Linked DNA regions of Mus musculus: all the other regions are linked to region 2. Evidence: chromatin loops called from intact Hi-C (ENCODE). Cell type or tissue: left cerebral cortex. All regions are shown on one strand. Each heading gives the region's core, and the rest is flanking DNA. Links, peaks and the distances in the headings are about the cores only.

Region 1 (10,859 bases), core at 4,321-6,820, 150 kb before region 2:
TAGTGCCACCCCCTGGTGACTAAGCATCCAGATCTATGAGCCTATAGGGACATTCCCAGTTAAACCACCATACTTTCCCAACCTCTTGCTACCACGACTCCACACACTGGCTATTGCCTTTCCTTCCTTTCTGATTTTAAGGTTTCTGTTTCTTTTTAATTTGTTTGGAGATGTCTAATTATAGGTGTCTGTGAACATACAGACAGGATCTTCTTTCCTAGTGTGGAATGCCTTCTCAGAACTCTATGAGACCCTCAACACTAACTAGGACAATTTTGCTTCAAATCTTCAAATTTTTCACTCACTTTTTGTTTTGTTTTGTTTTGTTTTGTTTTGTTTTTACCAAAATCTTGAGAGTATTTATAGCTATGCCTGGGACGGTGGAAAGAGAAATACAAATCTATTTTTACCGAATACTTGGTCTTGCTTTGAAAACCATCCTCAAATGCCCCATTGTGAAAATGTGGTATAACTCTTTGAAGGAGACACTATAGGGTAAGAGACCAGGCCAGTGGCCATCTGAGACTTTACTGAGTTGGCCTGAATCTGTAAACTAATTAGGAAGCCCTAGTTTCCAGAGCAAGGAGCTAAGATAAAGAGCTAGGTAGGGAAAAGCCACTGGAAAATGTGCATCGTTTGGAAATCATGCTATTCATGAACCTCAATCTCTCTCTCTCTCTCTCTCTCTCTCTCTCTCTCTCTCTCTCTCTCTCTCTCTCTCTCTCTGCCAAGTTTTGGAGAGTAAAAGAAATTACTTTGTTTTGCTGTGTTTCTCTTGAGCTACAATGTAGGAAGAGATTGGTCAATGAGTTAGACCTACAAGCATCAGTGGCTAGGAAAAGCCATGGAAACTGGTACAATGGACATCACAGTCCCAGCAGAGAGAAGCTGGATGAATGTTGTTGCTCTTACATTCAAGTCCACAGTCCACTTAGTAGCACCTTCCTCAATGCAAGGAGAATAGCAAATAAGAAAGGACTAACCAGAATGACACCATACAGAATCCAGGTGACATCATGAAAAGCCTCATGAGTGGGAGATGAGGAGTCACATAGAGACATCTGGCTTGGGAATTCACACATTCATGCTCTGAGTACTAAGTGAATGGAGGGATAAAGTCAGGCCTTGTGATCCATAGATGACAATGAACTGTATCTCTACCAGACACACTGCCACATGCAGCTCTTTGGGCTTCTTTTCTTGATACCACAGCATCAGAGAGAGCTTCCCCTGTGAATCCATTTATCACTAAGAATTTGCAAGGTTTTCTTTTCCTGCTAAGCATTCATTACCACCTCATCTTTGAGACTTGTGTGTTACCTACATCCTATCAGCAAAATAAAAATGTGGTTAAAGAAAACAGTGATATGGCCAACATTTCTTCGCAGCTTTCTGTACTGCCTGGAACAGTGTCTCATGTGTCAGATTCAATACACAGTTTAGTGAATGACTGAGGTCTACCACCTCCTGCAGTACACTAGTGTGGGGAAGAATCCCCAAAAGGAATAGAAGGTAGGCATAGGGGAAGGAAAAACGAAGACAAGATCACTCAAGAGAAGGCTATTTCTTCTGTGAAGATGCTGTTGTCTGGGGTCTTTACTATTCGGCCTCTATAAATGTATACCTCAGTTGATCTAAGATGAAATGCCATTTTGTAAAAAATGTGAGCTACCTTGCAACCCTATAGGTGGAACAACATTATGAACTAACCAGTACCCCGGAGCTCTTGACTCTAGCTGCATATGTATCAAAAGATGGCCTAGTCGGCCATCACTGGAAAGAGAGGCCCATTGGACATGCAAACTTTATATGCCCCAGTACAGGGGAATGCCAGGGCCAAAAAGGGGGAGTGGGTGGGTAGGGTAGTGTGGGGGAGGGTATGGGGGGCTTTTGGGATAGCATTGGAAATGTAAATGAGGAAAATACCTAATTTTGAAAAATGTGAGCTACCATCTGCACAGAACCAGTCACATTCAAATGCATGTTTATCACATCTTCATAGAGATAAATATGGACTGTTAGCATAGAGGGTTATAGGAAATCAAGAAAAGTAAAGAAGTTAGGAAAGTAGATTATTTAGCTGCAAATTTCCCTAAAAATGTGTTTTACTTATGAAGTTGCTTCAGTCATTACTACAATTCATCTTATCCTTTGGTTATGTAAGTCCTTATATAACAAAGAATAAAAAGGTGAAACTACATCGAACCTGTGAAACAGAAGGCAGCAATTTAAAAGAACAGACAGGCATTGAGAAAACATTGAGATTCTGTCTCAAATGTCCCTGCTCCAATGACTGCTAGAGTCATCTGGATAAATATTGGCTCTTTAGATGGACCATTTTCCACAAGAAACTATGTTAAGAGTATCTTTGACTTAATAAAACGAGACACAGATTTTGCCATTGAGATGACAGGATTCACTGCTGTAATCATATCTCCCATAAATAGATATGGCAACAGTGGGGCATGAGACATGCACATAGGGTCATGGTTTAGCATTAGAAAAGACCATAACAAGATGGAGAGCCTTTGCTGTAAATAACACCTCCATTCACACCTTCCAACCAGTACCAGGCTGTACCAGTGTGACTGCCAAATGGAGTGGCTTCCTGGGCACTCTTTGTTCTCTGAGGTCTGGAATATTTATGGAGAACAAGCTGGTCACAGCCCCAGAAGGAAGAGGAACTATCTCTAAAGAGCACAGCACACTGAGTACTATATACTACCATGTGAATAATTTGAAGGATCGCTATGTGACACAGCCAGTCATCAGAGGTTATTGTGACAGAGCTGCCATGCTGTGTAAAACGGCATCAAGAGAAGGCTGCACACCCCTTGGATCTGGCTATAGGTCAGCCCTTACCAACATGGTGTGCATTGGGCTAAGTATGTTGCTGTGCGGGTCGATATAAAAATGATCTTCAGATATAGGCTTCTTGAGATACATTTGGTTTGTTATTTTTGCTGATTATTATATAGGTAAAGGCCTCTTCATAGGCTTGGATTTGTCTTCCCAAAACAATGCTTTCATTTCGATTTAGATTCCCAGTCTGGTGCAGGCTCTTTCCAGGCTGACAAGTGTCAGTGCAACAATATAAGCATCATCTGGGTGATTACTAGAAACTCAGACTCATCGGTCATACACTCCTCAGGAGTCAGAACCCTACTTTACTAGATCCATGGTGACGGATATGCATACTGTGATTTCCAGTTCAGAAGACACTGGCTTACAAGTGACAAAACACCATTGTCCAATTATGACGTTTTATGCAATAGAAGATATATTTTTTGAAACAATTACCTAACAAAATGTTCTTCAGTCTTCATTTGACACGACCCTATATTCACTAATAATTGTGTATGTGTGTACATGGATGCACATAGGCATGGAGGCCAGAAGTCAACCATGGATGTTCTTCTTAGGAATCTCTCTCTCTCTCTCTCTCTCTCTCTCTCTCTCTCTCTCTCTCTCTCTCTCTCTCTCCCTCCCTCCCTCCCTCCCTCCTCCCCTCCCTCCTTCCCTCCCTCTCCCCGGAACTTGCTGAGTAGGCTACACTGACTAGCTAGAGATCCCCAGAGATCTGCCTATCTCTGCCTCCTCAGCACTGAAATTAAAAGCATGCACCACCATACCCAGCCTTTTATTTACTTATTTTTTGTAACATGTTTGGTGACTCAAACTTAGGTTGTCATGATTACAAGGCAAGCATTTAACCAAAAAGGCTATCTCCCCTGTTCATTAAGTCATTAACACAGGCAATCATCAGTATTGGTTAATGTAAGTGTACATTAACAATATGGCTGTCTCCATTCTATGCCAGACAGCCGATAATGGACCTATAATGATCTGTGTCCTGGAGAAGAAAATACAAATGAGTTGTCTGTTTCTACATTAGTAGGTAGGAAAAAGACCTTGAAATACCATTGTGAAAGAGTTGCAGTGCCGCAGCTGGGTTCATATTACAAGAGAGCTACAAGGATTGATTAGCAATGCCTGCTCAAAGTTACGGAAAGGGGCCCATGGTAGGAGTGGCCCATATGTGTGCAACTGTAGGTCCTTCTGCACAGTGAGAAAATCATACTGAAGAATTCTCCACTTCTCAAAGACAAAGTTCTGCAATGAACCACACTCCGTGGACTACAGTTCAAAACTACTCATCTCTGACAAAGTTTATTTCCGTGGGGTTGTTCCCCTTATGAGATTTCTCTCACAAAAGAAGAGAATCTTATGTCTTTAAGTCCCCCACCCCCACCCCCTGCTGTATGGGTAAGTAGAAGAAATCTCCCAGCTATTAAGGTTTCAGAAAAAGCCAAGTTTACACCAAAATGTTATGGTCCTGTGTTCACATACTTTAAAGAAGACCATGTTGGCCTCCCCCATCCCGTATTACCATGAGCTCAGTGAGGATAGATCAGCAGTAGGTGCTCTGTGCCCTTTAAATGGATGGTAACGATGCAGGCCAAAGGAGATGCTAAGCAGATGATTTCATTTCACTGCGCATCGATGAGTACTTAATTGACAACAGAGAAGGCAGATCTAGCAACCATAAAAAAAAGGAGAGAAACGTTAAGCTTTCCTTACTTCAAATGCTTTAGGGATACTTGTTGCCTAAAAGCCACATCTGAGTAAGGGATAAGAGGTCCTTTGGTCCACAGCATGACATTAGCTTCTCCACACTTACAGGTGAGAAAACTGCACTCAGTGAATTAAAAACTCCTGGCTCTGATTTCCCACAGATGACAAAGCTGATTGGACTTGCTACAGCAGAGGTCAACTGACTATCTTTTAAAGGTCCAAATAGGAAATATTTTAGGTCTTAGGAGCCATGCGGTCTCTGTCACAGCTATTTGACTCTGCCATTGTAACACAAAAACAGGCATCAACAGTATATAAACAAAGAGATGCGCCTCTGTACTGATAATTTTTTATTTACAGAAACAAGTGAACTTTGTCCTCGGGCCATGGCATGTTGACTCTTTGCTAAGCTCCATTTATTGTAGATCAGTTATGTTCTATAACTGTGGGTGGAAGTGTTAGGCAAATCCTCTAAGCCCCTCTTAAGTCTTATGGCTTTCATGTATTAAACACCTACTAAATGCACTGTAGTAGTACTTGTGACTCTACAGCTGAAAGATCTATTCCAATCTGGATGTGTAGACCAATGGGTTTCAACCTTCCTAATGCCGTAACCCTTTAATACAGCTCTTCATGTTGTGGCTACCCCAAACCATAAAATTATTTTTTGTTACTACTTCATAACTTCAGTTTTGCTACTTTATTATGAATCATAATATCTATGTTTTCTAGTGGTCTTAGGTGACCCCTTGAAAGGGTCATTCAATGCCCCCTCAAGAGAGGTTGTAACCACTGGTGTAGAAGGTGAGTAGTGGGCAGAAACAGAAGGATACTGTGACCTAATCTCTCTCTGTTGCTCAGCTCCAGTTACTATTTCATCAATGCCACCAGCAACACATGGATTTAACTCCACTGGTCCATTCATTTCTCTGCTGACTCCTGTACTAGACTGTAAGAGCCAAACAAAACAATGGCAACACCTTGCTCCATCAGACAAGATGCTATGGAAAGATGGTGAGACACCTGATCCATCAAGACCCGGAAGGTAAAGGTTGTATACTGCATGGCTACTGAAGATGGAGCCTCATCTCTGGAAGAGTGGCAGGCGCCGCCACTGAGCTTTCGTAGTCACCTAGTCATCTGCAGGAGCAGATGGTGCCCATTGACTTAGGAATCCTTAGCAAATTAGCAGACTTGCATTGCAGCGCTTGACTGTTCCGGCAGGGGACCTTCACTAAGGGAAGAATGTCACCCCATCTGCTCTGCAGGCAGAATTCAAGCTCTGCTTGTTGATGCAAAGAGAAACACTGCAACCCTCAACCACTCCACAGCCTGTCAATATTAAAATGACTCAGGGATGTGTTGTACAGAGCTAAGGGAAAGGAACACCCACCATGCTAGCTAGACACATGGGTTTTTATTCCCAGGAGGACCCGTCAGAAGAGCCCACAGACCTCATTCACTAGCTTACTCATTCACTTTGTAGAAGATATTGATAAATGAGAAGAGAGTGGATTCAGGGGAGCCAGTGCTGAGATATGAGGCTGCTAGTTAGCCTATGCATCTTGCCCACAATACCCAGCAATCATTTTGCAAAAGGAACAGAGAGATTAGCAAATGCCTTGCTGGTTAAAAAAAAAAAAAGTACCATCTCTAGTGGAGATTTGGGGAAGGTATTTGGGCTATCCTACAAACTCCTGATTGCATAGTACACCCTGAGCCAGGACAGAGTGGTCGTCTTGGACTAGCAAGTGACTCTCCCATCACCCTGCATAGAAAGAAGAAGCCTCTTTGCTAACACACATTTGCACACAATGAAGACATGCAGAAGCAGGACGCGTTCATTACAGTATCACTTCTGCGTTCTGACTTCTTCTCTCAATGAATATTTTACCACAAAGTGAAATCCTTGCCTTAGTTTTTGGTTTTTTGTTGTTGTTGTTGTTGTTGTTGTCATTGTAGTTGTTGTTTTTATATAGTCAATATGACATACAATTACAAAAATTACAGGGTTTGTGTAATGGCCATATGACTTGAGTTCTAGTCCTGGCCATCTCACTTCAATATTTTGGGCTTGAGCCCCCTCTATAACCTCTCATCACTCAGCTTCCTCACAAAGGAGATCAGGAGAGCAATAGCTTTTCAAAGGCTTGTGAAGGACAACACAGGATCTGCAATATTACATAACAGAATGTATCTACTGAGCCTGTTGTTACCATATCTGTAGCCCTGATCTCATCTACTACCTCATCCTAAGCAAAGGATCCCGCCAACTCTTAGGTGAGAGCTATTGCTTCCTTTTCACAAAATCACATAGCTAATAAGTCCAAGCAAAATTGTGTTTAATCTCAGGCTGGAGTCCAAGCTGTTAGTGCCATACTTACAGAGCCGAAGCTATGTACGCTGTGTCTCTCTGCATGCTCAAATCAATATCTGGTATATAGTAGATTCCCAAAAATAATTACTATTGGTTTTTATTACCACTGTGGATATTAAATCTATTATCTTCCTCTTTATTACCAACAACAATAACATCATCAATTGTCATCATCATCATTGTTGTCATCATGACGTCATGTTTAGACTCAGGTTCTTAGGGATCTAGGGTACTATTTTGCTTTCTTCTTCAACCCTATTTTATTAATATCAAAAAATTCCTAAGTTTTGCGAATGACAAGGCTGAAGCTAGTAGTCCTGTATCCACCTGCCCAGTTAGAAAAACAGAAAAAAATCCTCACCACTAACTATAAATAGAGGAGAAGAGAGGGGAAAGAAATAATTCTTGCAATAGCATGTTAGAGTGTGCTCCTACTAGCTCCACATAGCTGACTGTCTGCATCTCTCTCCAACTCTGTTTTCAACAACTGTATATAATTCCATTTCCAGGGTAATCAATCCCTTCTTCTGGCCTCTGTGAACACCAGGCATGAATATACACACGTGCAGACAAACACTCATGCACATAAAATAAAAACCAAATATCATTACATGAATAGCTAAAAATAATCACAGCAGGAATGCTTCCACTGCAAGAATCAGCAGACATTACAAATCAAAGCTCTATCCCCCACAGAAATGGTAGTTAAACATTTACCTCTTGAATACTAGGTTGAAATCAGACAGACAACCAGAGTCTGAATCCACATGCAAGTTACTTGAGTTTCTAGGCTTCATTTTCCCTCATGCCTATGACAGAGATAATTAATCTGTAGTTGGTTGTTGCATAAATTAGTATTTTAGGTGAAATTATGATGCTTATTGGGTACTAAAATGGATTCTTTTAATATCATTTAGTGGTGGTAGAGGCTGAAACCAAGGTCTTGTGCATGCTAAGCAAGCACCCTAAGTGTAAACTACTCGTTAGCCTCATTCTTATTATATATTTGCACTGTATTAATAAAAACAGATGGTGGAGATGTTGTTGGAGGTAAGAGTATGATAAGGTGTAACAGCCTATCGGAAACTGTCATATCTCTGGCTTTAAGTGTCTGAAGTCAAGCGCTTCCTCCTCTCAGGTTGAACCATGAATTTCCATCTGGAGTCATTCTCACACTACAAGCCCCTGCCTGCACCATTCAGTCAGGGTCAGGGAGAACTTTACCTAATTAACAGTGATCAAATCAAAGCCAATACTGATTCAGTTACCTTCCCCCCTCCCCCTTCCCTTGGCATGATTAATTCCCATAAGCATTCAAGGTTGGACCTGTTCTTGATAAGAAACCAGAATGCATTGCAAGTCACTAATCTCTCAAGCTAGAAAACCATTCTTGGTACCTCTTAGACACTCTGCAGATGGGGAGCTTGAGTAGTCAAGTGGCCTGTCTTGTATAAAAAGATGACTCTATACCGTGAACTTTTTTTTAATGTTTTTTCGAGACAGGATTTCTCTGTATAGCTCTGGCTGTCCTGGAACTCACTTTGTAGACCAGGCTGGCCTTGAACTCAGAAATCCGCCTGCCTCTGCCTCCCGAGTGCTAGGATTAAAGGCTTGCGCCACCACGCCCGACCCATGAACTTTTTTGTAATTTCTGAGAAGTGGATGGTAGAAAGCAGAAAGCCAGAAACTTAATGAGCCCTTCCATTCTGTCACCAAGTATCTCCCCTCCCATTGCCATCACCAGATTCAGTGTGCTGAGTTGTATACTAAAGAAATGTAATTACATAGCGTACACAAACAAGGCCCTGGATTTGGCCTGCAGCATGACAACAAAGGAGACATTAAACAATTTAGTAACATCATGTATTGTCTATACTGCACTTTTATTATGTTCATTATTTATAGATATATGATGACCAAGTCTTGAATATAGGACTATAGAAATGGAAACACAACAACATTTAGAATTACTACTTACTCATTATTAAGACATCAGAGCTCTATACTCTGTTTACCTCTCAGTGAGAAATAGCATGGCGATTACGACCAAATTGGGAGCCCTGACATGGTCTGTACTAAAAACATCTTCTCATAAGTTGAGTGTTTCTTCTTAGTTAACAAGGTTTCCTGGATTCTTTTGCCCAAAACTCCTTCTGCGATGCATGTCCAGAAATCTCAGAGAACATGCAGCAGAAAGACCATTTACTAGAAGATGTTCTGGTCCATGCTTTCAAGTTTCGAGAAAGACAGCACCATCTCTTATCCATGGCTCATTGGTGTCACTCTGGGCCAATAGTGACCATTCCGTGACTACTCAGCCCAGAGTGACACCAATGAGCCACTTAGGAGAAAATCTGAAGCAGTAATAAAAAGTAAGGAAGCAGACTGTAGGAACTCAAAAAGGGAAGAAAACAGTGAGACACTAGCTAAATGTCTGTGTGAGGAAGGCAGGAGCACATTCATTAAGTGGCTGGAGGGGTGTGTGGATGCATGACAAAGAAGCAGTAGATAAAGAAGCAAACATGTAAAAGAACCAAGAACTGAAAAGAATAGGGCAAGAATGCCCTATGCATCAATGACAAGATAGCATAGAGTTAGTCTGCAATTGACATGATTCAAGTAGCAATGGCTCCCTTCTGGCAAGTGACACCATGCTGCGTGGTCACTCGTGTGGAAGGTATAAAAATGTGTCTTTTTCCACCATTCCATCTTCAGAAGAGGTATTGGGAAGCTTGAATTTTCCCTGGTTAACATTAATTGTCAATTTGATGTGCAGCCTCCAGTCACCTGAGAGGGGTGTCTCAGCCGAGGAATTGCCTAGATCAGGCTGCTCTGTGGACATGTCTGTGAAGGGCTGTCTTGGTTACTAATTATGTAGGAGAGCCCAGCAGAGTATGTGGCATCAATTCTTGGGAAGATGGTCCTGATAAGAAAGCTAGTTAATCAAGCCAGAATATGAGCCAGCAAGCAGTCCCTCAAGAGTTCCTGCCCTAGTTTCCCTTAACAGACTGTGACCCAGAAGTAGAAGCCAGATTAATAAAGTCTTTGTGCTCAAATTACTTTTGGCCATGGTGTTTTATCATAATTGCAGGAAGTAACTAATACAGACTTTATGCTGAGGACAGTGGCGAGACAATGAGGAATGCAAGCAAGACAATGCGGCTGTATTTATACTTGGGAACTATACTTTGTGAGAGGGGAGGTTGGTGGGATCCCCTTGTGTGACTTCTCTCATGGAGTTGTTCGTAGACAACTCCATTAGCTTCTATCTCCCTATTTTCCCATTAAAAGATATTAGGAGACCTTTTTAAGAAATGGTAACAATATAAGAATTCTTTTAGCATTATGAAGTTTATTTTTGTTTCTCCTTTAGAATCAAGGTGAAATATCTCAAAGTCATCAATTTAGTAACAAAGATGGGATTTAATTTTATTATTATTATTTTTGTTGTTGTTGTTGTTCTTGTTGTTGTTGCTTTCTGCGATTTGTATGGAGCCAGGCAAGCAGGCAGGCAGGCAGGCTGCCAGGAAAAGAGAATGGGATGCAGGTGCTATGGCACGTTTAGAGGTCAGAGAATCACTTCCAGAAGTCAATTCTCCCCTCCCACCATAGGTTCTATGGATTCAGCAGGTTGTTGGGACTGCTCAGGAATCACTTGTGCCCAGTGAGCCATCTCATCAGCCCAAAGACAAGGCTTAAGCCCCCGTCTCCTAACCATAAACTTGGGGTTCAGCTGCATGAATCAACCTGCTCAGTTGATAGTAATACATAATGTCTGATACCATGACTTCAAAGGAAAGCCATTGATGCCATCAGGTGTCACTTTACCACAGGGACACAAAAGCTGTCATCCTGACCCAGTTTACTAATTCAATATAGTTGGGAATTTTAGGCCTTGACTAATCTT
Region 2 (10,859 bases), core at 3,777-6,276:
CTTTGAGACAGTCTCACATGCAACCCAGGCTATCCTTGAACTCTTGTTTTGGCCTATGGATGCTAGGATTATAGCATAGACCACCATGCCCAGCCACAAAGTACATCCCTGTGGTTGTTTGATTGGTTGCCATGTAACTGTGAAATTGAACTGGGTTTTGTTTTGTTTTCATTTTTGACATAGGGCAGCCCTGGCTGCCCTGGAACTCTCTATGCAAACTAAATTGTCCTTGAACTCACAAAGCTCTGCATGCCTCTGCCTCCCTAGTGCTGGGATAAAAGGCACATAGCATCATGCCTAGCTGTGATGGTTTGTATATGCTTGGCCCAGGGAGTGGCACTATTAGGTGTGGCCCTGTTGGAGTAGGTGTGGCCTTGTTGGAGTAGATGTGTCACTGTGGGTGTGGGCTTTAAGACCCTTATCCTAGCTGCCTGGAAGCCAGTCTTCTTCTAGTGGCCTTCAGATGAAGAGGTAGAACTCTCAGCTCCTCCTGCATCACACCTGCCTAGTCACTGCCATGCTCCCACCATGATGATAATGGACTGAACCTCTGAACCTGTACACCATCCCCAATTAAATGTTTTCCTTATAAGAGTTGCCTTGGGAGAAAGTAGGAAAACCCACGAAGATATGGGTACAGGGGAAAAATTCCTGAATAGAACAGCAATGGCTTGTGCTGTAAGATTGAGAATAGACAAATGGGACCTCATAAAATTGCAAAGCTTCTGCAAGGCAAAAGACACTGTCAATAAGACAAAAAGGCCACCAACAGATTGGGAAAGGATCTTTACCTATCCTAAATCATATAGGGGACTAATATCTAATATATATAAAGAACTCAAGAAGGTGGACTTCAGAAAATCAAATAACCCCATTAAAAAATGGGGCTCAGAGCTAAACAAAGAATTCTCACCTGAGGAATACCGAATGGCTGAGAATCACCTAAAAAAAATGTTCAACATCCTTAATCATCAGAGAAATGCAAATCAAAACAACCCTGAGATTCCACCTCACACCAGTCAGAATGGCTAAGACCAAAAATTCAGGTGACAGCAGATGCTGGTGAGGATGTGGAGAAAGAGAAACACTCCTCCATTGTTGGTGAGATTGCAAGCTTGTACAACCACTCTGGAAATCAGTCTGGCCTGGGGGTTCCTCAGAAAATTGGAAATAGTACTACTGGAGGATCCTTCTGGCATATATCCAGAAGATGTTCCAACCAGTAAGAAGGACACATGCTCCACTATGTTCATAGCAGCTTTATTTATAATAGCCAGAAGCTGGAAAGAACCCAGATGCCCCTCAACAGAGGAATGGATACAGAAAATGTGGTACATTTACACAATGGAGTACTACTCAGCTATTAAAAAGAATGAATTTATGAAATTCCTAGGCAAATGGATGGACCTGGAGGGCATCATCCTGAGTGAGGTAACCCAATCACAAAAGAACTCGCACAATATGTACTCACTGATAAGTGGATATTAGCCCAGAAATTTAGAATACCCAAGATATAAGATACAATTTGCTAAACGCATGAAACTCAAGAAATACGAAGACCAAAGTGTGGACACTTTGCCCCTTCTTAGAATTGGGAACAAAACATCCATGGAAGGAGTTACAGAGACAAAGTTTGGAGCTGAGACGAAAGGATGGACCATCTAGGGACTGCCATACCCTGGGATCTATCCCATAATCAGCTTCCAAACGCTGACACCGTTGCATACACTAGCAAGATTTTGCTGAAAGGACCCAGATATAGCTGTCTCTTGTGAGACTATGCTGCGGCCTAGCAAACACATAAGTGGATGCTCACAGTCAGCTATTGGATGAAACACAGGGCCCCCAATGGAGGAGCTAGAGAAAGTACCCAAGGAGCTGAAGGGATCTGCAATCCTATAGGTGGAACAACAATATGAACTAACTAATAACCTCCCCACCCCTGGAGCTAATGTCTCTAGCTGCATATGAATCAGAAGATGGCCTAGTCAGCCATCAGTGGAAAGAGAGGCCCATTGGTCGTGCAAACTTTATATGCCTCAGTACAGGGGAACGCCAGGGCCAAGAAGTGGGAGTGGGTGGGGAGGGAAGAGGGTGGGGGAGCGTGTGGGGGACTTTTGGGATAGCATTGGAAATGTAAATGAAATAAATACCCAATTTAAAAAAAGAAAAACAAAAGCAAAAACAAAAACAAAACAAAACAAAACAAAAAAAAAAGAGTTGCCTTGGTCATGGTATCTCTTCACAGCAGTAAAACCCTAAAACACCAGCCATGGAACTGGTGTTGATGGAGTCTTTGAGTGACTCCAGGAACTTGATTCCAACAGCATCTACAGTTACAATTCATTCATTCTTCTGTCTTTTCACTCATCTCAGCAAACACTCACTAGGCAATTGACAGAGGACCTGCAGACAGGAAGTTAAAATTAGCCCTCTTTCCCCTGACTGCATAGATCTTATGGCCCAGTAGTGGTGCAGGGTGAGAGACAAACAGAAAAATAAATAAGGATATCGGGATGGATCTTAATAGGCACTGGGGAGAAAATAAGCCTGGCAAACGTGAGACAGCAGGTGCATGGGGGACCTTCAGGAGAATAAAGTCCAAGAAGAACTTCTAAAACGGGGGTACAGGGTTGAGCCTAGAGGGATGAGAAGGAGCAAAGCAAAGAGAGAAGCATAAAGGACTCAAAGAAATAAAAATACGGAGCCTGGAGTTGGGCATCAAAGAGCTGGTGACTGTGAGCTCTGGGCCATCACCAGCAGAAGGAAATGCCAATGTCTGGGGAGGCAGCTAGACTGTGGGAAGCCAGGTCTCTCCACTCATATCAGCCTAACACTTTCAGGGTGATTATATTGGCACCCACCTTGTAGGAAGGGCTCAGAGGCTTAACATGATTGTCTCTTAAAGCAGTAGATGCAGGTCCTGCTTCCCAGGAAATGCTAGATAAATGTAGACTGTGAGGATTACAATGGGTAACAGGTAGTAAGGGACCATTTCTTCAAACTGTATTTGATATCTATTCAATATAGAGTGATTTCACTGTCCTGGAAGTCCTACTTGACAAGGAGGTCTGGAGTGATTATATGCACCATAATTTGCCTATCATTCCAAAGAAATATCAGATGCCCAGTTCTACTCAATAGAGAAGGTCTTGCAACCCACAACTCCTCCCTCAAGAGTCAAGATCCCTGTATATGTGTTACAGTAAAAACAAATGTTATTATCAAGAGGAATATTAGGTAAAACCAGATACACTGAAACTTACAGTGAGAAAGTGGGGAAGAGCCTTGAACATATGAGCACAGGGGAAAATTTCCTGAACAGAACATCAATGGCTTGTGATATAAGATCAAGAATCAACAAATGGGACCTCATAAAATCACAAAGCTTCTGTAAGGCAAAGGACACTGTCGATAAGACAAAAAAAGTCACCAACAGATTGGGAAAAGATCTTCTACATACAATAGAAGGCTAATATCTAATACATACAAAGAACTCAAGAAGTTAGACTCCAGAGAAACAAATTATCTTATTTTAAAATGGAGTACATTTACACAATGGAGTACTACTCAGTATTAAAAATAACAAGTTTATGAAATTCATAGGCAAATGGATGGATCTGAAGTATATCATCCTGAGTGAGGTAACCCAATCACAAAAGAATGCACATGATATGTACTCACTGATAAGTGGATATTAGCCCAGTAGCTCAGAATACCTAAAATACAATTCACAAACCATATGAAACTCAAGAAGAAGGAAGACCATAGTGTGAATACTTTGATCCATCTTAGAAACAGGGAGCAAAACATCCATGGAAGGAGTTACAGAGACAAAGTGTGGAGTAGAGACTGAAGAAATGACCATCCAGAGACTGCCCCACCTGGGTATCCATCCCATATACAATCACCAAACCCAGACACTGTTGTGGATGCCAACAAGAGCTTGCTGTCAGGAGCCTGATATAGCTGTCCTCTGGGAGGCTCTGCCAGTGACTGACAAATACAGAAGTGGGTGCTCACAGTCATCCATTGGACTGGGCATAGGGTCCCCAATGAAGGAGCTAGAGAAAGGACCCAAGGAGCTGAAGGGGTTCCCAGCCCAATAGGAGAAACAACAATATGAACTAATCAGTACCCCCAGAGCTCCCAGGGACTAAACCACCAACCAAAGAAAACACGTGGTAGGACTCATGGCTCCAGCTGTATATGCAGCAAAGGGTGGCCTACTCAGACATCAATTGGGGGGTGGGAGATACCCTTTGTCCTATGAAGTCTCTTATGTCCCAGTGTGGGGGAATGCCAGGGCCAAGAAACAGGAGTGGGTGGGTTGGTGAGCAGGGGAAGAGGGGAGAGGATAGGGGGAGGGTATTTTTCAGAGGGAAAACCAGGAAAGGGGATAACATTTGAAATATAAATAAAGAAAATAATCCAATTAAAAACACAAACAATAACAACAACAACCAAAAGAGGAATGTTAGGATTAAAATCATGAAGTAAGAAACACTAAGGAAGGTAAATACATGGGCCTGAATTGGACGATCACCACTGCTCTTGGTTGCCCACCAGAACTTGATGTAAGACCCTGTTGCTAAAGACACTACATACTTTCATCATAGGACAAGGAGAAACCAATGACCTAGAAGATTTCTATCTGCTAACAAGCTTTCAGAGTACCAGAAGGTTCTATACAGGCTGCTCAGGGAGAAAAGTCTTACCCAGGGTGAATCCTGCAAGCTTTATTAACAACTAGCATGGCAAATATGCCCATCAGTGCAATCACGAATGTCATGGGGGCCCCAAACTTCTTTCTAATTGTATTTAAAGCCTACTCCACAGGAGAAGACTCATACCTGATACTGTAAATCTGGCTAAGCAGCTATAGTTAGAAAGCTCATAGACCGCACCCCAAGAGTAAACTTACTGCTTCTTGTTGTTGTTGTTGTTGTTGTTGTTGTTATTGTTGTTATTGTTGCTGCTGCTGCTGCTGTTGTTGTTGTTGAATGGATATAATATTAAAGTGTCCTCTACATTCTTATCTCTATTCCAGACAGGGAGTTAGCTGTGATGTCACTGAGGAAAACTGCAGTTGCATCATGTAGCTCTGTTGCCTGAAGGTCAGGTGCCCCTTTGTGGTTAGATATCCTTGAAGCTGCAGTCGAGCTGTTTCCGCTACACCAGAAACTAGGCCACCTGGGCATTTGCCCACACACGTACGCTAACAAAAGATCCTTGGTCTCAAAAGAGATGATGTCATCCAAAGATCACCTGCATTGCTGTTTTGACACTCCTCCACTTTTGTAGAGATCATGGGAAGAAATGCCCTAAAAGGAAAATCCACTATGATTTGGGAAAAAGAGTCTTATCCCATGAATATGCCACTCACTTCTTAAATAGTCATAAAAAGTGACTAAAAATCTACAAGACAGCTGGTCATGGCATTGCATAACTTTATTCCTAGCACCTGGGAGACAGAGGCATGTGTATTTCTGTGAGTTACAAGCCAGCATGATCTACATAGTGAGAAAGGCTACATGGAGAAACCCTGTCTCAACAAAACAAACAGAAATTCACCACACAGAACCCACTAGGTTCTACTAGGGTGCTACTCTGCTCCACTCAGGGCAGCCTACTCCAGAGCCTCTTTGAAGTGTTCTGCTCAGTTTCACTAACTTAACTGCTGCTTTGCTAAATAAGTGTGTGTGTGTGTGTGTGTGTGTGTGTGTGTGTGTGTGTGTGTGTGTGTGTGCTAACCGTTTGTGTCCCTTGATTGAAGTCATTCCTACAAAAATACAAGAACTGAGAGACCCCTACAATGTCTGCCACAGAAGAACCACAGTTCTGTTCAAATAAATTTGACATTTGTCTAGCTTCATATCCCAGAAAGGTCATAACAGCCTCACATCTACTATATATAACCCCATCTACCTAGGATGGCTTCAATCTCCCATCAAAGTCTTACCCACTACTACTTCCATTTACCACAGTCTCCATCTTCATCAGTCTTCCTTCATCCCTCACACATCCATTACATTAGAGCCTCCATCTATCACAGTCACCGATTGTCCATCACAGTCCTCACCCCATCAAAATCTTCATCCATCACAGCCTCTGTCCTTCACAGTCTCCGTCCAGACCAACCTACATCAGTCTGTTTATAAGGATCCATCCATCCCTCACAGGCTCCATCGTGAATCCATCCATCACAGTCACTATCTGTCCATCACGGTCTCCACTCCCCCATCACAGCCTCCTTCCAGGTCCCACAATCACAGTTCCCATCACAATCACGATCCACCACAGTCTGCATGTGTCTATTGTTCTATCCATCACAAGCCTATCACAGTCTCCATCTACACATCGCAGGTTCTGCTTATTCACCATGGTCCTAATCCCCATCACATCCCCTTCCTATCCTTCACACTCTTTCTCCATCCATCATTCTCTATCCATTCATTAGAGTCTGCTCACTAGTATCTGTCTGTCCATGGCTGTTTCCATCCATCAATCGGATGTCCGTCCACATATCTCAATGTATATACATCACAGTGTCTATCAGCTGCTCCCACTGTGTCAAATAAGTCAAGCCCCTCCCTTTCTGTGTCTCTTGCATCACTCCCCTTACTCTGCAAACAGGGATTCTAAGGCTCAGAGAGCTGAATTAGCTAACTTAGAAGTCACACGAATGGGAGATGACAGAGTTCAAAATTTCAGGCTGCTTCTTTTCCATCATAAAGAAAGAAAGCACTTGGGGTAATATAGGGCTACTTGGAAACCTGACATTTAATTATCGACAGGCCAGAACAGAAAGTTATTTCCTCCCACAGCACAAAAAAATTTGACCAATAAGGAAGTTATAAACTAATGACTTTCATGAGATTTTTCCTTTTTCCATTTCTAATCCTACTTCTATCTACCTACTTCCTTCAAGACTATCTAGTGGGATTGTCTTAGACCATTGGATGACATTTTCCCCTTTCTGGTTTCTGTTTGCCATCGGCCAGAGCTGCCCACACTCTCCCCAATTGTTCCATTTCTATTTATTTTCCTCTCCTCCACTTTTCTTTTCTTTTTTTTTTTTATTTAACCACAAAACTAATCACTATCCTTACTCTGTTTTTTTTTTTTTTATCCCACTCATACCCTCGATAACTAATATCTGTGCCAGGGCACAGATCTGGAAATGATGGGATAGCTTATAAGATTCAGATCTTTCCACCACTAAGGACTTAAGCCGGCAGCAGGCTTGGCAGCAAATGTATTTACCCACCAAGCCATCATTCCAAACCGATTCACTTCTTAAAATCATTGGAGTCAAATCAGATGGTAGCTATTTAACTGATTTTTACTGTATTATCATAGTGGTTATCATGTTCATTAACATCATGCTAACAGTGATTGTTTCCATGAACAATCCCTATTTCTAGGGTAACACTAAGGAACTGTGCCTAAGGCCCAAAGTGCTAGGTTATGAGTCTAACTACCTAGCTAGACTCCCCAGTCCAATGGATAGAAGCGACAACTTAGCTCTACTTCAAACTAGTATTTCTTGAATATTGGAAGTAGTTCCACTAAAAGAATAAGTCATTCAATTACTTGATCCCAAATACATAAATCTCAATGCAAAAACATAAGAAATATGAAAAGTCAAAGAAACATGACTCTCCCAAAAAATTACTATCCCCACAGTAATATCCAGCAATGAGAAAGAATTAAATGAAATCCCAAGCCAGAAGAAAAACAAAAGTATGATTATAAATATGTTCAAAGGAATCAAAGAGTGTACAGATAAACTCTTAAACAGATGGAAAGGAACAGAAATATCTGAATAAAATAAGTCAACACAAGATAAAACAGAGAAATTCACTAAGGAGATAGAAATACTGAGGAATGTCTTCTAGAAAGACCAGTAGAAGGCACACATCTCAACATAATTACAGCTATATGCAATGAACCTATACCCATCATATATGAAATTGGCCAAAGCTAAAATCATGACCAAGACAAAGGTGTCTACTTTTATTAAAAATAGTGCTTAAAGCTACAGCTAGAGCAATAAGACAGGAGAAGAAAACAAAATGGATTAAAAAAAAAGAAATCAAAGTGTTCTTATTTCAAAATGATATGATCTTATGTATAAAAGACCCTGATTAATACTTTTGGCAAAGTGGAAGAACACATAAAGCAAACATACAAAAATCAGTGCTCTTGCTATGGACCAATAACAAACCTGTTGATAAATAAATCAGAAAAGCAATCCCACTCATACCTTGGAATAAACCGAGCCAAGAAAATAGCAGATCTTTACAAAGAAAACTTTTAAACACTTAAGTAAGAATCTTAAGAAGACGCTGAAATATCAAAAGAACTGCCATGTTCACAGATTGGAAAATATAATGTTGTGGAGACCGCCATAATGCCAAAAGTAATCTACAAACTTCATCCAATCCTCGTCGAAATTCCAATGTTATTTTTTTAACTTTTTTTATTGGTTCTTTGTGAACTTTATACCATGTACCCCAATCCCACTCATCTCTCCTTGTACCCATTCTCTACCCTTATAAACTCCACTGCAACGGGGGGGGGGGGAATCTCATTGTGGAAGCTGTTATATGTCACAGGATGTCACCCTTTTGTCCACACATCTTTGCTTGCAAATGTTCATTGCAGTGACTCGTTGGTCTGGTTCGAGCCAACTTCTGCTACTCTCAATACTAGAACCTCACTGGGACTTCTCTGCGTTACCCTGTAGTTGCCCTATGTCATGGAGATCCTGTAGTTATGGATCTGTAGGACCAGCCCCTTCATCCACTCCAGCAGTTCATCGATGGGGTAGATGTTGGGGTGGGCCAATTCAAAGGATCTGGGCCTGAGAGGTATCTGAGCTGGTCAGCCTGCTGGCTCCCCCATTCTCACACCCTTGGGGCCTGCTCATCAGCAAACCCTGCAACTAGAGCCAGCTCAGGTAAAGTGCAGGGCTCTCTCTCCAAAGTGTTGCAGCTGGTGAGGAACATGGCTAGTTCTCCCACTCTCGTGATACTAAGGCCAGCTCTTCCACCTGCCATAGATCTTGAAGGATGAGGGAGGGGAGGAGAGCTTCTCTCCCTCATCCATGCCACCGCCCAGAAAAAAAAAAAAAAAGGTAGGAACACCTCTCCTGCACTCACACCCTCACAGATGGCTCACTTGCAACCCCAACATCAGGCTAGCTCTACTATGTTGCCCAGGCGAGGTGCAGGGCCTGCTCTTCCAAGTGATGCAGCTAGTGAGGGGTAGGGTCAGCCCTCCTGCTCTCATGACCCCAGGCCAGCTTTCCCACAATGCCCAGGAGAAGGGTGGAGCCAGTTCTGCATGGCCCTCAGGCATAAAATGTCCCTGCCCTACAACCCAGACCAGGGACTTCTGCCTGACCTTTGATGGTAACAGACCCTGCACTGCAGGGTCATGGACCCAGATGTGGCCCCCACTGGTAGCACAGGTCATCACAGGCTACTCACATTGGGCCGTTCCTCACTACCCTCAAGTCTCCAGTTCTGCCTCTCTTCATTGTACACGTATCCTTCTGCTTCTCTTTCTCTTCCATTTTCCCACCACTTACGTGCTCCTCTTAGCGGCATCTGGAATCGTTGGTGTCAAGGGTCATCTCAGAAGTGGTCTCTGGAGTGTTATGCCCTGTTTGTGTGTCAGGTAGGGGTCATCTCAAACATGGTCTACCCACGACCCTCTACCAGGTCTGCATGGCACAGGATTAGTGGGCATCTCAGGCTAACTCCCTGTCTGGGACCCATGGGGATCATCTTGGGTTGGCTCTTGAACTGGCTCAACCCACAGAAGTCGCACCTTGCAAGGAACATCTGTCTCGGGCTCACTCACGCCCAGGGTCCACGGTCCCAGGCAGGGTTCTTCTAGTCTCCAGCTTGCTTCCCACCCTGGGAGCCTGCCTGGACTTGCTTGACTCCAGACTGGTGTCATCTCAGGCTCCCTTTCCTGAGGGAGTGTTAAGCTACTAACCATTCAGAAGTTCACAGGTTAGAACAGTGAACATAGGCATAGCCTCTCTCCTCTCTGCCACCTCCGGACACACATGTGACACAGCAGCCACACCTGCAACACCTCTAGGGACACTCAATGTTATTCTTTTCAGGCACAGGAAAATGACTTAAAATTAATATTGAGGAGCTGGAGAGATGACTCCAGCAGTTAAAAAAAGAGCCCTTGACGCTCTTCCCGAGGACTCTGGTTTGGTTGCCAGCACCCACATGTTGGTTCACAATCACCTGTAACTCCATCTCCAGGAATCTGATCCTCTTCTGGTCTCCGCCGACATTTCATGCCTGTGGTATTCTTAGATACATATAGGCAAATCACACATAAAATAAAATGTTTCAAAAGATAATAAGGAAGCACAGAGGAGCCCAGACAGCCAGAGCGACACTGAGCGCACAGACAGATGCTGGGACATGTATGCCAGATCCCAGGTTATATTGCAGAACAATCAAAACAGCATGGAATAGGCACAAAAGGTGGCACACTGATCAATGGGTAGAACAGAGGACACATTCTGAGCCTACAGAGACAGAGCCACCTGAATGGTGTTTTGTTTTGTTTTGTTTTGTTTTGTTTTGTTTTGTTTTTTGTAAAGATGCCAAAATATGCATTGGTAAAAAGACAGTCTCTTTAACAAGTGATGCTGGTAAAACTGAATGTCTGCCTTTGCTCAACTATGTTTATAGCAGCTTTATTCATAGTATCCAGGAACTGGAGATGACCTAGATATCCCTCAACCAAAGTTGGATATAGAAAATATGGTGTATGTAGACGATAGGGTATTGCTCGGCTGTTTAAAAAAAAATGACATC
Region 3 (10,859 bases), core at 4,699-7,198, 130 kb before region 2:
AACCTGGTTTGACAAGCTGCACTGGCCTGATGCCCAGGTCCAGATCAAACCTAGGAGGCCTGAAGCTGCTTTGATAATCAATCTCTCTCTCTCTCTATATATATATATATATATATATATATATATATATATATACACACACACACACACACACACACGCACGCACGCACGCACGCACGCACGCACACACCTGTTTATCTCCTCTCTCACTCAGAGGGTCAATCATTGCTAAGTAGTACCCATGTCCCTGTGGCTCTAAGCTCTGAGTGCAGATTCCCGAATTGGAGCAACTAGCTCACCAGTCAGAAACAAGCCTGGCTCCTCAGTTAGCACTCTCAGAGGTAGAGTTACTCACACTCACGGGTCAGACAAGGATGAAGAAACCCACCCTAAAGCACTTGCATGGAAAGCAAAGAGCCCATGGATGAAGACATTGCTTCACCCAAGCTAGCTACTCTCCCTCATCCATCTCCTGACTCACATCCTCCCCACTGCAAACACTCCAGAAATACCCTCAGCCCCTAAGAGATACTGTCTCCTTCTGATAACATTGTATATTTCTCAGTGGACCCCACAGCCACGGCTGTTTCTCAACTGTGACTCACCTTTGAGCTCTGAAAAGACTTCATGTCTTCCTCATGAGGCTGAGATGTGGGTCCCTAAAAGTCACTAGTGACCTTTGCAAATGCAGAAAAATTCTCATCCACCCTCAGGATTATCCAACTCTAGTCTCCTCCGCACCTAGGAAGCTGCCTTTTCTCCTAGCTCCCCATGCTACAACGTATACCTCTTCTTCTGTCCACCTCTGGGTGTAAGCTTTCTGGAACTTTCTTCCTAGAGCCTCTTCTCTTTCCATAATCCTCTTCCTGAGAAATGCCACAGATAACCCCTTAATCCAGTAGTTCTTCAACCTTCCTAATGCTGTGACCCTTTAATACAGTTCCTCATGTTGTGGTGACCCATCCATAAAATTACCATATTGCAACTTCACAACTGTAATTCTGCTGCTGTTATGAACATTAATGTAAATATCTGATATGTGACCCCCTGTGGGGGTTGTGACCACAGGATGAAAACCACAGTCTTAACCCCTTAAGATTCTAGTTTTCTTACTTTGTCCAGGTCTGTGTTGATGTCTGTGGCCTGTGTTGCCACTGAATGAGAGGCCGATGTCTGTGGTTTATGATGCAGCTGGAAGCCATGCCAATGTCCGTGACCCCAGCTGCAATGGAGGGCTTGATCCAGGTCCATAGCCGCACTGCATGTTCTGTTTGTGGTCTGTTCTGATGCCAGAAACCATGTAGAAGCCCATGATCCCTGCTCCCATAGTCCATCAAAGGTAAATGCTCTTCTTAAGTGGAAAATCTTCTTCAGAGCGGTTATGTAAAGCGCACCCAAGCCTGCTGAAATGTACAGGAGAGGCACCCACGACCTTAATTCCCCATTCTTTTTTTTTTTTTTTTGAGACAGTGTTTCCCTGGCTGTCCTGGAACTCACTTTGTAGACCAGGCTGGCCTCGAACTCAGAAATCTGCCTGTCTCTGCCTCCCTAGTGTTGGGATTAAAGGCATGCGCCACCATGCCCGGCTCTGTTCAACTATTCCTGCTTGTTTCTCTGCATCAAACAAGAAGTCTTCTTGCTATAGGGGACATGTCACAAAGATACTCCATCAATATTTTTATACCAGTTGACCTTGTTATTATCTGATATCCAGTCAGAAAAATAAATCAGCCTGTTTAATACAGAAGTTATTTAATATAAACAGTTGATTCCCGAGGTAACAGTGGCACTGGAGTCCTTCAGCAGATGGTAGCAAGAAGACACGGAGCTAATGACACTTCTCAGCAGGGAGGAAAGAGGAGAAGCAAGGCTGGGTCACCATGGGGCAGCTAGAAGCCTAGCAGTGATTGGTTTATCATAGAGTTTAAGATTCAGGGCTGCCCAGCCTCATAGTTTCCTTCTCAGATCCTGTTGTTAATTGTATGTTTATCACCTTATCTTTTTTCTCATGTTAAACCAAGCTCTGAAAAAATATGAGCTTCAGGCCTCACATAATCCGGACCTACCAAGAAATGTGAAAGAAATATGTCACCATCAGGAATCTTGTCCAAGGCCAGAAGTGAGGAGAGATGCCCTGGCTTTTCCTTTCTGTCCGCCGTCTAGTTTCCTCCTGGTATATCCCTAACCTAAAGCTAAACAGAAGCCAGCTGGTGAGAGAAGCTGACTGCTATGATTTCCATGTAAGATGTCCCCCACAGGCTCATGTGTTCAAATACTTGGTCCCCAGCTGGTGGCACTGTTTGGAGAGTCAGTGAAACCTTTAGGGAGCGAGACCTCACGGGAAGAAATAGGCTACGAGGTAAAAGCGTTCAGTGGTTACAATTTCCACCTACTTCCACTTAAGCCCTTTCTCTGCTTTCTGAGATGTGAAGATGTAACACACTATATTGCAAGCTCTCCTTGTCATCTCTGGCAGAGCCCAGATGCTAACTCTTATCCCCCATGGAGAGCATATACTAACACCTTAAGACCCCCTCAAGTTCCCATAGCAGGTTCTCTGAATACACAGAGAAGATATCCCTACAAGATCAATCTTGCTGTGACATGGAGAAGAGCAAGGAAGGGCCAGAAGCAAACACAAAAGCAAAAGAAAAGCCAAGGGCTGTCACTTCAACCTTATTGGGCCTCCTCTAGACGCAGTGTGAAGTCTGAGGACAAGGGCACAGAGTTATAGGAGCAGGCAGCCAGACAATCTCCACCTACCAAGGTGCTGCAGAGAACAGCATTTCCTCATTGATGTGCAGCATCCATGACACAGATACATACATGTGTGAACACTGACTATTCCAAAGCTCACCATTGTCCCAAAGGCAGTCAGACATTGGGAGGACAAGGGCAATAAAATTACAAAATCTTGAAGCATAAGCCTGAAAGCCAATACAGCAATTAATAAAAATCTAGTAAGAACTAAAGATTTAACTAAAATTTTAAATGCAATGATAATAAATAAACATGATATTCCTATGGCATGAAGTGGCATGAATGTGTTAATCCATTCAATTGCTACAGCACATAATTATTAAATATTTATTCCCTGACAGCTACTTCTAAACTATGTTAACACACTGAAATAGTGCATAGCCTCTGCACACTTGAGGAATGGAAGGTAATGAATTTACAGTTACACACTAGATCATTCTAGAATAAAGAAAGAACTACAAACCATGCTTTGCAGCATAGTCAGGCACTTTCGTGGAGATTTGAAGGTTTGACAGCATCCCACTTTGGATCAAGGGCTGGTCTCCACCATAAACACAGACCTGGCAGGAAGGCCTCCATGGCTGTTTTCTGGTTGGGATATAGTCTCTCTGATTCAGTTTTTTCATGCACCTCACTGACCATTGCCTCTATGAATCTCTGAGAGTTTTAGGCTCCACTCCAACAAATTGGTACATAATGTTTACACATACTGTTAGGAGCTCTAGAGAGGTAGTCATATCCACTCAAATTCAGTGAGCAGAGGGTGCAAGGTCTGGCCAGAGAGGCTGCCCCTGCCCAGCCCAGACTGTGGATCCTCAGCTCAGAAAATAGCTTAGCTTCCAAAGGAAAGATGCCTCAAGTTCTGCATTCTGCTTTTCCATAGTACAAAATGAGTATGTGCGTATGCATCTTGGTTGTGGGGGAACTGGATGTCACACACTGAGGTGAGTGATCAGAGCACAGGGATTCTGGGCCTTGTTTTTGCCACTTGGAAGGAGAATTATCATCACTAGAGGGATGTTTGCATGTGTTAAACAGCATGCTGTTCTACCCACCAGACAAGCTAGAGACCACTGGAAGACTTCTGTGATCAGTAACCTTGAGAGGAGCACAGGATGTCCTCAGGTTAGTTGGAATTGTCATTGTCCCCTAAGGATGAAGAATCTACAGCTATGGCAACTCATAAGGCCAACTGTGGTCCTTAAATGATGATTATAAATAAATAAATAGGGGCTAGAGATGGCTCAGCAGTTAAGAGCATGCGCTGCTCTTCTAGAAGGCCCAAATTTAGCTCTCAGGAGTTACAGAGACAAAGTTTGGAGCTGAGACAAAAGGATGGACCATCTAGAAACTGCCATATCCGGGGATCCATCCCATAGTCAGCTTCCAAACGCTGACACCATTGCATACACTAGCAAGATTTTGCTGAAAGGACCCTGATATAGCTGTCTCTTGTGAGACTATGCCGGGGCCTAGCAAACACAGAAGTGGATGCTCACAGTCAGCTATTGGATGGATCACAGGGCCCCCAATGGAGGAGCTAGAGAAAGTACCCAAGGAGCTAAAGGGGTCTGCAACACTATAGGTGGAACAACAATATGAACTAACCAGTACCCCCCAGAGCTCTTGTCTCTAGCTGCATATGTAGCAGAAGATGGCCTAGTCGGCCATCACTGGAAAGAGAGGCCCATTAGACACACAAACTTTATATGCCCCAATACAGGGGAACGCCAGGGCAGCATCTAACCACCAGCATTAGGGAATCTGATGCTCCCTTCTGACCTTAGCAGGCAACTTCCCTCACATAGACACACTCCCCAACACATACACAGACACACACGTACACATACAACTTCCTCACATGGACACACTCCCCAACACATACACAGACACACACGTACACATAGATTACAACTATAAATATAAATAATTCTAAATACAAATAAGTAATAGACAGGAGATTAGATAGATAGATAGATAGATAGATAGATAGATAGATAGATAGATAGATAGATGATAGATAGATGATAGATAGATAGATAGATAGATAGATAGATAGATAGATAGATAGATAGATGATATCATGATCCTTTTATTAAGGTGGCCTTTTGTCATTACTTCCCTTTCAACCACTCCTATGTTCTCAGAATCTACCATCAGACAGGCATGGTACTTCCCACACAGCAAACATTATAGTGAACTAAACAAGAAGGCATCATCACAGAGGTTTGAAAGCTGCTAAGAATCACATCGCCAGTCATTGATAAAGCTGGAATTAGAACCTCATTCACTAACACTTACAGCCACGGCTCTTGTCCTGTCCTTGTCTGGCTCAGTTACAAACTTTGAGGTTATTCAAGACAGGAAAAAGTGGCTTCTATTACATGTTTAAAACTCTGGGGAAGTTTTTTTTGTTTTTTGTTTTGTTTTTTGTTTTTTTTTTTAATTCCAGTGAAAAACTGCCTGGAAGTGGAAATCTGACAACACAGCTCTGGCTGAATGTGTTTTTCAAAATATGCCAACCTATTTGGAGCAGTATTTGGCTACCATCCTCAAACTTCTAGAGCCTTCCATGATACAGGCAGCTACATGCAGGCTTGAGGGTAAGGCAGAAACCCAAGAATTCTCCTTGGAGGGCTCTGCTCCCTGTGAGTGACTGGCTCAGAGCTGGAAAACATCATTAGCCTCGTTATCGAATCGACCCAAGGGCCTCCTCATTTTGCCCACACTACTCCAGGGGAAGTCTAGGACAGGCTAGAGAGAACAGATCGATGGGGCCGGTCCAAAACACAAACAGCGCATTTCCTCCCCAATATGAAAACAACGCTTGGAGCCAGGGTGTAATAACAGGTTCTACTGCCGCGGCTGCTTTCATAGAGAGCTCCAACTGTCCCCTGATTGCGCTTCTAAGAATACCAAGTCTGGTTTCCTTCCTCCCTTGCCTTCTTCTCCTGTCATGCTTCACTTCCTTCCTTCTTTCCTCCTCCAACAATCACATCCAGCCTCCTCCTCTGCACCAGACCCTGTGTCGGAATCTGAGGAACAGAGATGAGTGGGACTGGGACCTGCCCTGTCTTTAATCCGGTGGGGAGCACTGTCAAATATAAATCATCCCAAGGGGGTAGGACAAGCACTGAAATAGAATTGTTATATGTAGTTCTCCAAAAACTAGCACAGAGTCTGGGAAGATCAGTAAAGAGCTGCAGGCGTGAGGATCTGAGTTCGAATTCCCAACATCCAGACATCCACACAGCCACGCAGCCTTGTATCCATGTACCTACACAAACACGGACATACGTCTGCAATGCCAGGACTGGAGAGGCGGGGCTAAGTGGATACACAGACCTCACTGGGCGTCCAGCATAATTAACCCAGTGAGCTCCAAGTCAGTGAGAGACTCTTTTCAAAATGTAAGGTGGGGAGCCGGTCAGTGGCAACACTCAGTTTTAATCCCAGCTCTTGGGAGGCAGAGGCAGGTGAATTTCTGAGTTCGAGGCCAGCCTGGTCTACAGAGTGAGTTCCAGAACAGCCAGGGCTATACAGAGAAACCCTGTCTTAAAACAAACAAACAAACAAAAAATGTAAGGTGGCAAGTGATGGAGAAGACCTCCTGGCTGCACACACACACACACACTTACATATATACAACTGCACACATTCATACATAGACACACATCCCTGTAATACATGCACACATATACACACACACACCTGCCTACATATACACATACCTGCATACACATGCACTTGCATACAAACATGCATTAGTGTACACACACACTTATAAACACATGCCTGCACATACATGTATTCCAGCCTATACACACACACACACAAACACACATACAGTGGAAACATTCAAAGTACTGTGGAGAAGCCATTCATTCATAATTAGTAAATGTTGCTTTTCTTTTTAATTATTACTTTACTTTTAAATTTTTATATATTTTAATAATATTATTTTGTCTCCCTCAACTCCTCCCAGATATTCTCCTCCTTCCTACCCATGCACCTTCACATTATTGCTCTCTCTCAAAAAGAAACAAGAAAAAATGTAAAAAACAAACTAAAAAAAATAACAAAACAAAGAGTGTACAATAATACCAAAAACTGTTGTCCAACTGCCCTTGAGCATTTGGGATGTGGCTGATATACCCAGTGACATTCCATTGTAGAAAGTGAATTTTCTTTTTTTTTCCCCAGAAGGAAACAATTGAGAACAGCTTCTTGATTAGGGGCAGAAGCTGGTGTCCCCATACTCTTCTCTCTGTTGGGATTTTGTCTGGTTGGAACTGTGCTGCCAACAGTCTCTGTGAGCTCAGATGTGCATCAGTCCTGTTGTGTCTGGATCATGCTGTTTACTTCGAGTCACCAACCACCTCCGGCTCTTAACATCTTTCTGCCTCCTCTTCAGTGTAGGCCCCTGAGCCTGGATGAAAGAGGTATGATATAGACATCCCATTTAAGACTAAGTGATCAGCTGCTTCTCCCATTCTGTACACTGTCCAGGTGTGGGTCTTTGTTAATTCTCATCTACTGCAAGAAGCAGCATCTCTGAACAATGATGCTCTGATCTTCTATAAGTGTTGCCTTTCTTATTCACCTATGAATAAACACAGGCACGACTGTTTTATCTTTTTCCAATATTTTTGTGTGCATTGGCTGATATTACTTTCCAGCCATCCTCAGAGGTAGTCACTCCATGTCTCTCGTGAGAAAATGGAAGCTCAGAGATGCACAAGGTTCTCTCATGAGCTCAGAGCAGAAAGTACAGTTCTCTCAGGCTCTTCTCTGTCTACCTGCAGATATGTGTCCTTCCATCTAGAAGCCACTGCCTCCGGGCGTGCCACAAGTCCTGGGAAATAAGTAACAATATCCAACTGCAGTCTCCCAGGCTACAGATAGAAAGGAGAAGGTGTGTTCAGGAGTCTTTAGGGTGTTGGGCAGAAAGCAAAATGAGTTTTAATGGAAAAGATTGTTCTACTTATAGCAGCTACAAAAAAAGTGATTCACTCTTCAGGCCTGACATGTTTTAAGAGACAGACATGCCTATAAATTTGGCCAGACTCATGGGTGCCAGAGGATAATTGACAAAGACCCTAGGGCTTGGTGATCAAGCCAGGACTTCCTCATATTCCTCTCTGGGCTCTCCAGGGGCCAAGAGCAGTGCATAATTAAATCAGATGGCTAAAGAGGGGAAGAGATGGGTCATTTTCCCTATAGAGAGGTTTTCTTCTTGGCAAGAAGCAAAATGACACACTTCAGGCAGCAAGAAGATCATTTCCATAAAAGTCGGCAGGGAGGGAGAGAAAATGTGAAGTTACTGAAAGACAAACAAAGCCCCAATATCATAAACAGAGTATGGAGTTCCCAACCAGAGGCACAATTATCTCTTACCTCAAACTTGGACAGGACTCAAGTGAGCATTATAAGAGATTTTCTCATGCACATGAGTAATTGCCCCACTCATTAAAATGTTATAGTTGATCCTCACTTGGAAAGCAGAAATGTGTAGATCCCAATACAAGACCCTGAGGGGGCTTTAGGGGCCCCCAGAAGTCCCAGTGGAGAGCTACAAGAAAGCACAACGGTCTTATGGCAGGTAAATAACAGCCATTGTGGGAAGAATGACACAAAGAAAGGAATACAACACCCAATATTCACAGAACCATCATGAATGCCCTAGATGCTTAGAGTTACTTACAGAATGGGGAGAATCCATTTCTTAACCTTATTATGTGGAATTTTTTCTGCTCGGATGAAAATCAGTACCTGTTGAAAAGAAAGAATCATGGGATTGATGCTAACAACTTAATAAAGATGTGATTTGTGTAAGATTTAATGATGTGACAGGAGCCATACCAACATCCTTGCCCCATAGCTCTGGGGCACCCAGAAGAGCACAGGTATGAATTAGAAGACTTAAAGGAACTAGTCAGTTGATTGTGTGAGCGCTGATCTTGAGATGTAGCACCACTAGGTCGGTGTTTGAACTCTCTGTAGGATTTGGAGAGTGTTCTGGTTTGGTTGCTAGTAGTAACATGCATCAAGATGGGGATTCGGGAGGAAAAGGAGCATAAAGAGAAAGAAAAATAATGATTCTTACAGAAAACATCCTGAACTTGTGGCCTCTGTGGAGTGTTTTCAAGTACAGAATATCCAGCCTTTCAAAGAATGGGAGTAAAGAAAGAGCTGCTCAAAAATTAGACATATTTGCTGCTTTATTGGCTTTCGTTTGTGTGAAAAAAATCTTACCTGGCTCTTGCCTCCCTGTCACTATTAATGCTATTTGTCACCAGATGTAATAAGCACACCCCTCTGTGATCGAACTCACAGTTTGTGGGGAGTAGGGGTGGGCAAGCATTCTCTCTGCAAGAGTTTAGGCATGTGACATGTCCTGAATAAGCTTTGTCCCCAGTTCATCCTCAAGGGGCTGAAAAATACGCACCTCCATGTCCCTATGGGATGGGAAGTGATGGGAGAATGGATATCCACATAATCTCTTTCAGTATAGGAGTGGTGACCCTGATCAACTGTAGTACCCTCCATACTGAGTACACCATAAAAATCCTTAAAATGGTAGTGTCACCTCAGTGACACGTGTTCTTCCGATCACAGGTAGCTCACCTGACTGCCGTTTATACTGCTTATGTGTCTTTTATTATAATAAACTTGGAGAATACAAATAGAGTTAATAAAAAACAAAATTACATTTAAAAAATACCAGAGATAAACATGTACCTCACATTGAATTTGTCTTGTCATCTTTGTCATGTATCAGGTGACTATAAATGCAAGGGCTTGTATCTGAAAAGAAACGAGCACTTTTAATAATTGCCTCTGTTTTTTTTTTTTTTTCTACTCAGATAGACAGGTAGAAGGATGCATGTATGGGTGGTTAGAGAGACACCTGGTTACATATTTTAGGTTCTTTGTCGCCATTGTGTGTTGTATACATACCGTTTTATACTATCTCTCCCTTCACACTGCATACTGAACATTATGCCCTGGTGTTAAATATTTTAATAATGTCATTTTTATTGGCTAATCATGACTCACCATATGCATAAGTCATAAGTTCACCAGTAGTCATCAGTGGACACTTGTTTGGTTTGCCTCCAGTTTTATTTCAGTATAAATAACATTTATTTATTTAAATCTGATTGTCTGTCCATGCTGGTCAGATCTAGGCAGGATGGTTCAGCTAGAAGAAGTTACAAGGAAAAAGGCTCTAAGGGAAATCAATAAGAATCATAAGACAGAAGAGGGCGGGACTAGAAAGAGAAAGGAATCAATCATGCCACCAATACTCGGGCATGAACGAGGTGGCAGCTACCACAAACCATAAACACTGGTGCAGAAGAGGTCGCTTACAAACATGTGCTCTTCTGTGAGGAAAGCAGCTGCTCCAAGACTATGGCCTATCAAAGGAAGATCTCCAGAAGAAATTCACTAAGCTCTCTTTCCACTGCTTTCTAAGCATCATAGCTTCCCATGAGCAGGACTCTGCCAGCAGAAAAGGGTCAAAATGGCCAGGGTGATGTAGTCCATTGAATTCATACTGGTGAGAGTCTCTGGCATATCAAGAGATGACTAGAGAATATCTAGCTTGGTGTCTTTGTTTCTCCCTGTGTCTTACTCAGGGTTTCTATTCCTGCACAAACATCATGACCAAGAAACAAGTTTGGGAGAAAAGGGTTTATTCAACTTACATTTCCACATTGCTATTCATCACTGAAGGAATCAGGACTGGAACTCAAGCAGGGCAGGAAGCAGGAGCTGATGCAGAGGCCATAGAGGGATGTTCTTTACTGGCTTGCTTCCCCTGGCTTGCTCAGCCTGCTCTCTTATAGAACCCAAGACTACCAGCCCAGAGATGGCACCACCCACAAGGGGCCTTTCCCCTTGATCACTAATTGAGAAAATGCCTTACAGTTGGATCTCATGGAGGCATTTCCCCAACTGAAGCTCCTTCCTCTGTGATAACTCCGGGCTGTGTCAAGTTGACACAAAACTAGCTAGTACACCCTAAGTTAGACATATGAACACTTCGCCATTTCATAATCTGAGTTCCAGATGTGTATGGAATAGTCTAAGTG

What was found. Peaks named below come from ENCODE experiments on the same cell type or tissue, not always from the same donor. Only the 100,000 strongest peaks of a DNase experiment are listed, where the experiment ranks them.
Region 1: it touches region 2 in a loop (2.0-fold over the local background); 2 of 42 quality-filtered maps call a loop at or near these places.
Region 3: it touches region 2 in a loop (2.0-fold over the local background); 3 of 42 quality-filtered maps call a loop at or near these places.

The regions. Positions count from the first base shown.
Region 1 is chr4:56,518,799-56,529,657 of GRCm38, forward strand. No RefSeq gene overlaps it. Among named protein-coding and RNA genes, the nearest start is that of Gm34628, 46 kb to the left of the region's middle. In left cerebral cortex, for the core only: a CTCF peak has its summit at 5,830; a DNase peak (open chromatin) is centred at 5,841.
Region 2 is chr4:56,668,910-56,679,768 of GRCm38, forward strand. All of the region lies in intron 5 of Gm34687 (a long non-coding RNA gene), which reads right to left. Gm26144 (a small nucleolar RNA gene) reads right to left here and starts at 10,126; the gene lies at 9,995-10,126. In left cerebral cortex, for the core only: no CTCF peak of the experiment used is centred there; DNase peaks (open chromatin) are centred at 5,230 and 5,414.
Region 3 is chr4:56,533,855-56,544,713 of GRCm38, forward strand. No RefSeq gene overlaps it. Among named protein-coding and RNA genes, the nearest start is that of Gm34628, 61 kb to the left of the region's middle. In left cerebral cortex, for the core only: no CTCF peak of the experiment used is centred there; a DNase peak (open chromatin) is centred at 5,674.